2 separate regions of the Homo sapiens genome follow, and region 1 is linked to region 2. The links are chromatin contacts, found by Hi-C or POLR2A ChIA-PET in ENCODE. All regions are on one chromosome and are shown on one strand. The core of a region is the stretch at or near the end of the contact, and the rest is flanking DNA. Distances in the headings are between cores, read along the strand shown. Region 1 overlaps KLF3-AS1 (KLF3 antisense RNA 1). Region 2 has its middle 48 kb from the start of LINC02513.

What was found. A loop is a pair of places that touch in the nucleus more often than their neighbours do. ChIA-PET counts read pairs that join two places held with the same protein, here RNA polymerase II (POLR2A). Pooled maps may share reads with other maps.
Region 1: a loop to region 2 is called in a map of PC-3, with 13 times the contacts of the local background. The contact joins two enhancer-like sites. A Hi-C loop is called at or near these places in 3 of 168 maps with a recorded cell type or tissue (Calu3, K562 and PC-3) and 10 of 50 pooled maps. POLR2A ChIA-PET finds 5 or more read pairs at or near these places in 7 of 52 experiments (A673, MCF 10A, WTC11 and 4 more).

What each region holds. Positions count from the first base shown.
Region 1 is chr4:38,619,097-38,622,895 of GRCh38, forward strand. The region is part of intron 6 of KLF3-AS1 (KLF3 antisense RNA 1); the gene reads right to left. Among named protein-coding and RNA genes, the nearest start is that of KLF3, 43 kb to the right of the region's middle. RefSeq lists an enhancer at 3,032-3,799. Within about 2 kb of position 2,300, at least 10 of the 41 ENCODE cell types and tissues checked have a DNase peak (open chromatin) inside an H3K27ac peak, as active enhancers do; they include PC-3, where a contact is called at or near this core.
Region 2 is chr4:38,316,791-38,320,515 of GRCh38, forward strand. No RefSeq gene overlaps it. Among named protein-coding and RNA genes, the nearest start is that of LINC02513, 48 kb to the right of the region's middle. RefSeq lists enhancers at 1,139-1,639, 1,640-2,140. Within about 2 kb of position 2,226, at least 38 of the 41 ENCODE cell types and tissues checked have a DNase peak (open chromatin) inside an H3K27ac peak, as active enhancers do; they include PC-3, where a contact is called at or near this core.

The DNA.
Region 1 (3,799 bases), core at 1,050-3,549, 300 kb after region 2:
AGAGGTTGCAGTGAGCCCAGATCGCACCACTGCACTCCAGCCTGGGCGACAAAGCGAGACTCTGTCTCAAAAATAAATAAATAAATAAGAGACAGAGAATCCCAAGGCTCAGACAGAAGTAATTTTCTAGGGGTTATGGAGCAAGGAACTGGCAGAACTGGGTTCAACCTTAATTTCATTTGACTGCAAACTCTCCCTCTTAGTCCTGATGGTTGGTACCAGGGTGCCATTTTTCCAGATGAATCTTAAAATTACAGAATTCTCAATTTATATGTGTTCTTAACCTTCTTTGGCTCAATGAATATTCGAACAGAAAAGGATCTTGGAGGCAATTTTGCCTGACTCTCACACTTTACAGATGAGGAAACTGAGACTTGGCTGCGGTAGGTTACTGCTCCAGTTATGGCCTTCCCTTTTCTGGTTCTGAGGAGGCAGGACCCACTTCCTTTGGGAGGTGATTTCACGCTTCTGCTAGCATAGCTTTAAGTGCACCAAAAGTCTTTATGCAGACCTTTGAGGACCTTCCAAAAGGAGCATAAAAAGTCCAGAACATGTCAATGACCCAAGCAAAGGAGACCCATACTCAGATGGCATCTACTGCAAAGGGAATAGAGCAAGTTTATTCAATCCACAGCCCTCAGCCTGCATGTGGCCCAGGAAAGCTTTGAATGTGGCCCAATACAACTTCATCAACTTTCTTAAAACATTATGAGATTTTTTTTGCGATTTTTTTTTTTAGCTCATCAGCTATTTTAGTGATAGTGTATTTTATGTGTAGCCCAATACAATTCTTCTTCTTCCAATGTGGCCTAGGGAAGCCAAAATGTTGGACATCCCTGGAATAGAGCAATCCAAGATGTGTCCCACCCCACTCCCCACAGGGCAAGCCAAGGATGTTGGCTGATCCACAAAGCTGGTACAACAACAAAACAAGACATGCAAAATTCCAGCAAAGGAGATCCAAGAAACCAGCACCTGCATCCCAGAGCAACTTCTAAGGACAGCAATGACATGCAGCCCAATTAAGCAGGAAATTTCAAAGCCCTCCACTTTAGGTCCATAGCAGCTGGAATGAGGAAGAAAAGGACAAATCAGTGCTCAATAGCTTGCCCTTAGATTTGTTATCGAGCTAGAATAACAAGCAGTTGTCATATTTCAAGTGTGTTTTAAAAGTCCTGAATCAGATAACTATCATGCCTTGCATTGTTCTTGAAAATGCAAAAATAGAAAAAGGAAGAAATTATCTAAGAGCAATAAACCAAGGAAACAGAGACCAGGCAGGGGTGGGGCTGCAGATCATCACTACTGATGCTTATGAACATTTACTACATGACAATAGTTACTACATGACAGAGTTAGACACAGTTCCAATCTCTCTGTCCAAGAGAAAGAAAGAATAAGAGAATAAAAAATGTAGCTATTTAAAAGAATGTAACGAATTAATAACAATAGAATAAGAGAATAATGTAACTAATGAAAGAATGTCACATTTGTATTTTCTAAAGAAGGCAGTTTAGGGTGACCCTAATGTTTTTCAACATTAATTTTTTTACTTTATTATGTTGTTAGGGAACATCAAAAACACAAAGTACTGTACTAAATATATCACATGTCATAAAGACAGTACACATTGGGTGGGTCAATGACTGAGGCTTGCCTGAATTAGCTTTAATTGATTCACTTAACATCTCCAAGCTTTTCCGGGCTGTTTTGTAAGTAAGTATGATTATATACAAGGTGATACATAAATATTTAACATAAGCATATGTATATATCTATACATACACATGCATATGTATATATCTATATGTATACATGCATATCTATGTACACACACATATGTGTATGTATGTATATGCATGTGTGTGTATGTTTTTATATGTAATATATTGAGACCATTTGACATACCCAGGTACTGAGCCTACCATCCCACTGAATAAGTTAATTTACTGGGCTCTCAGAGTATGAATCCTTAGCCTTCTCAGAGCACATGCACTGTTTGCTCAATCTGAAAACACGTAATTATTTAACTTGCCTTCTAAAGTAACACCACACCCTGGATATGATGCAAGACCCAGCATTACAAGATAAGCTCTGTCTCAAGTTTCTGCTCGTTATAGTGCCTGAAGTATTTACTCATATGCTCAGGGACTGAAGCAGAAGTAAACAGTCAGGCCAGTATTATAGGGACACCTGTGTTACAAAATTGACTTTCTTATATTGTGAAAGCAATGAATGAAGTTCAGCAGGCCTCCTGTAAGGATGCCGATTCAGCCCACATCACCTTGGTCAAACAGGACTTCAGCCTTATTGCCGCCCTCCCTAACGCACCCAGGTCAGTCTACTTTCCTCAGGTATCTGATCCAAGCTACAAGTCATGGGTCTCCGCTGCAGCACCTCACCTCCTGTTTATCTTCTGTTTGCACCCGTCTTCGGGGAAGTTAACCTTGCTTTCTGTCAATGTGTGCTGCCCCTGGATCTCCAAAGAGGTTTCTGCATGGTGTGTTTAACAGGACTGGACTCTATCTTTACAATTCTACAAAATCAGGCCAGGCGCAGTGGCTCATGCCTGTAAACACCTAACACTTTGAGAGGCCAAGTCAGGCGGATCACCTGAGGTCAGAAGTTTGAGACCAGCCTGGCCAACATGGTGAAACCCCGTCTCTACTTAAAAATATAAACATTAGCCAGTTGCAGTGGCGGGCACCTGTAGTCCCAGCTCCTCAGGAGGCTAAGGCAGGAGAATCGCTTGAACCCAGGAAGTGGAGGTTGCAGTGAGCCGAGATCATGCCACTGGACTCCACCCTGGGCGACAGAGCAAGACTCCATCTCAAAAAAAAAAAAAAAATTCTACAAAATCACTTCGTTTATGACTCCCTCTCTAATTAAACAGAACACGGTGTCCTGGAACAGAGACTCAGGTACAAGTTTACATTTCTATTAGGCTTGATGCCTCATATCTTCCCCACAACAGGAGTACTGAGATTTGATATAGCTGAGTGATTAAGAGCAAGAACTTGGAGAACTAGTTAGCCAGGGTTTGAATCCCGGACCACCACACACTAACTGTGCCTCACTTTCCTTACCTTTATTTTTATTTATTTATTTATTTATTGAGACAGAGTCTTACTCTATCACCCAGGCTGGAGCGCAGTGGTGCAATCTTGGCTCACTGCAACCTCCACCTCCTGAGAATTGAGGCAATTCTCCTGCCTCAGCCTCCCAAGTAGCTGGAACCACAGGCACGTGCCACCACACCCGGCTAATTTTTCTATTTTTAGTAGACATAGGGTTTCACCATATTGGTCAGGCTGGTCTCAAACTCCTGACCTCAGGTGATCCATCCAGCTTGGCCTCCCAAAGTGCTGGGATTATAGGCATGAGTCACCACACCCAGCCTATTTATTTTTTCTTTGAAACAAGTTCTTGCTCTGTTGGCCAGGCTGGTGTGCAGTGGCCTCAGCACAGCTCACTGCAGCCTTGATCTCCTAGGCTCAAGTGATCCTCCCACTTCAGCCTCCCAAGTAGCTGGGATTACAGGCATGTACCACCACACCTGGCTAATTTTTTGTGGTTTTTGTAAAGACACAGTTTTGCCATGTTGGCCAGGCTGCTGGAACTCCTGGACTCAAACAATCCACCCACCTGGCTTTCAGAAGTGCTTGGATTAAGGCGTGAGCTACCACACCCAGCCTTCCTTACCTTTAAGATAGATAGATAGGTAGGTAGCTAGGTAGATAGATGGAAGGATGGATGGATGGATGGATAGATAGATAGGTAGATAGACACAGAGATAGAT
Region 2 (3,725 bases), core at 976-3,475:
ATTTTGTACTTTGTATTTTCATAAAGAAACATAGGTAGGGTTAAAAAAAAGTAATAAAAATGATTTACCAACAAGGGAGAAAAGGAAGAGGAAAGATTGGATTAACGGAAAGAAGTGGCAGCTAGTATACTTCTCAGGTATACTATATTTTAGAATTTTGACTTTTGAGTCATGTAAGTGAATGACCCACTCAAATAAAATTTTAACTTAAAAAGTGTACTATTCATGAAAAGGGGCCCAGAGTCCCATTTTTGCATTGGAAACACATCCTAGGCAATGTGTCCAAAGGTAGCTTGCTTTAAATGCCATATTACCCTATTTTAATAATGGTGATAGTCTATTTGTTTAGCATGAACGAGGGCCTGTAGAACCTGCTGGTCATAGTGCTATAATGGGCATTCAATGATGTAGCGTCATTCACAGGACCTTGATCTCTTAGTCTGGGCTTCCTAGGGAACCAGCTGAGTGGCCTTGGACTCAACCCTGTACCTTTCTGCTCCTCAATTCCTCATCTGTGACACAAGCTTAATTCACCTGTTCTGTGTGCTCATAGGCTGTTATCTGGCTCAACTGTGAAAACACTTTGAAATCACCATTATCATCATCCTCATGGTGGAGTTTTCAGTTGTGCATGTACAACTGGAAGCCATTGTGTCAGAAGCGTTTGAACCAGAGCAACTCCATCTTGAATAGGGGCTGGGTAAAATGAGGCTGAGACCTACTGGGCTGTGTTCCCAGGCAGTTAAGACATTCTAAGTCAATGGATAAGATAGGGTGTCAGCACAAGACACAGGTCATAAGGACCTTGCTGATAAAACAGGTTGCAGTAAATAAAGAAGCCAGCTAAAACCCACCAAAATCAAGATGGCAATGAGTGTAGGATCCTCACTGCTACAGTCCCACCAGCACCATGACAGTTTACAAATGCCATGGCAACATCAGGAAGTTACCCTATGTGCTCTAGAAAGGGGAGGCATAAATAATCCATCCCTTGTTTAGCATATCATCAAGAAATAACCATAAAAATGGGCAACCAGCAGCCCTTGGGGCTGCTCTGTCTACGGAGTAGCTATTCTTTTATTCCTTTCCTGTCTTGTCTTTTTTTTTTTGAGACAGAGTCTGGCTCTGTTACCCAGGCTGGAGTGCAGTGGCATGATCTCAGCTCACTGCAGCCTCCACCTCCTGGGCTCAAGCAATTCTCCTGCCTCAGCCACCTAGTAGCTGGGATTACAGGCGTGCACCACCACACCCGAATATTTTGTATTTTTCTTTTTCTTTTTTTTTTTTTTTAGTAGAGATGGGTTTCACCATGTTGGCCAGGCTGGTCTCGAACTATTGACCTCAGATGATCCGCCCACCTCGGCCTCCCAAAGTGTATTCCTTTACTTTCTTAATAAACTTGCTTTCATTTTAGTCTACAGTCTCACTCTGAATTCTTTCTTGTGTGAGATCCAAGAACGTTCTCTTGGGGTCTAGATGGGGACCCCTTTCCTGTAACAAGTGTACAGTTGGAGGCCATTGAAAAACAACCAAGCCTAAGATGGGACATGATACCATCTTAAGAATATTTGTATTTGTCTCTCTGACACTGTCTGCAGACTAGGGTCACTCAAAGGATGGATGTGGATCTCTTGATTTTCCAACTCTCACTTTCACCAAGCATTTTGACAAGGGTTGGAGGGGTCCTTTAATAAGAGGTATAGGCGAAGGAGGTAGGAACTAGTCTCTTCATCTGGACCAGAGAAGGAACTCTGGTTCTGCAAACAAATGAAAAGCTTAGGAAGGCCTTGTCCTGACAAAATTCACAGGCTTCTAATCCTCTCCCTTCCCCACCTTAAAAACACACAAAATTAAGGAAAAGACAAGAAAGGCGGTAAGATTCTTGAAAGAGCTTTCAAAAATGAGAAAAGAAAAACAAGAGAATAAACAGCACAATGTGTCCTGATATGTTAATATGTTTCCCTTTCGTTTTGCGTTTTTTTTCCCCTTTCCTTCAAAAAAAAAAAAAAAATCTAGGATTTTGTCTCCTCTAAGGAGAAATTAGGAAGGAAAATCTGACATAATCTCCAGAGCTGTAAAACTTCTTTGTATGCCGTCACTTGAGTGCTTTTTCTTACATTCCCTTAAGTAGCCAACCTACCATGTGGCGAGTTTGTGAAGCCAGGAAGGGAGGCAGTAACCCGAGAGGCGCTGCAGGGCGGCTCCCCACGGCGAGGGAGGGCAGGCGGAGCCCCAGCTCCTCCCAGCCGGCTGAGCGCTCGGCCCCTCCTATGGCCGCAGGGGAAAAGGAGGAGAGACCTACATTTAAAAAGGCAGGAACCTACCAACTGCAGAGTGAGAATTCCCATTCGTGAGGTCAAATCGAGGTCAAGAATTTCCTAACCATCTCTGAAAACCCCCTATTTAGGGGGTCAAGTCGGGCTGGCAACGCCCCAAATCATTAACTAAATCTAACTTGATCTTCAAAAACACAGCCTAGGACTGTTTTTCTTTCTTTCTTCTGCCTGAATGTTTCTCAGTGGCATTTCTGTTACTTCCTGTTTGTGACCGGGCTTTCCTTGCCCTACTTCCTTTTTTAGGGGTTTAGGTTGCCTCGACGGCCATTTCCACTTAGATAGATGGAAAAGGGGTGTGTGTGCGTTGGATTGGAAGGGAAACAGCTCACATTTATTTTTATGTTGTAAAAGTCTTTTCTCATGCATTCACATTCTTTCATTTACGTTCTACAGCAACACTATGAGACCAACAATATGATTATGCCCAAATTACAGTTAAAGAAACTCAGGCTCAAAAAGATTAAATAAGATGTCCAAGTTCACGCATCACATAAAGGCGCAAAACCTGGATCTGCGTTCCAAGGGTCTGAAATCCAAAGGGGCTTGGGGATTTCACGAGGTCTGAATCTAAAACTGAAGTTCTTTTCATTTATTGAACCCTTAAGGGAGACCTAACTTTAACTTATTTGGCAAAACTTTATTCAGGGAAGACTTTTATTCAATCTTTATTACAGAGTTTATTCTTCAAATGTAAAGAAAAGACTTAGCTTAGTGCCTTCCCCAGAGCAGTGGGAGAATTATGAAAGATGTACTATTGCTTTTTTTTTTTTTTTTTGGCAACCTCTCTGCTCTGCTGGCTTTCACCCTGGCCATCCCAGGACCGAGCTGGGGCGTTCAAGCTTGCCTCGGAGCCAGGCCTGCACTTCCAGCGTCAGGCAGTAGGGGGAGCAAGTGTGCAAGAGGAGGAAAGCGGCTCCAATTGGGCAGGAAACGTTTGAGACCATGTGTCCTTACCCGGCTCCGGTTGAAAATTTAATTTTTTTGGCTGCCTGAATGCTTAGGACCCATGGCTCCAGGCTTCTCTGCAAAAATTTATGCTTACTGATTTGTAGGGTGGGAAAAACCAGCCTCAGGGAGTTGTAGAAAAAGATTACATGTGTCCCCTGGATCAGAGGAAGTAAAAACCTCCACACGGTTGCTGGGGAAGGATCCAGGCCTCCTGGCCTCTGCCCCTATGTGAGGGGGAGAGGACGCAGAGGCCCGCACTATGGGCCGTCCTGGGTCCAAGCATCCCAGGACCTCCACCTGAAACCTGCCAGAGAAGACAGGATTTTGTACAGTCCCTAGCGAAAGAATTGGAATGTATACAGCAAAATGGGGAGAAACGTTTGTGTTTTTTCATTGTATCCCTGGCTTCTGGAACAGCGCAGGTGGCGGCCTGGCTTCTGG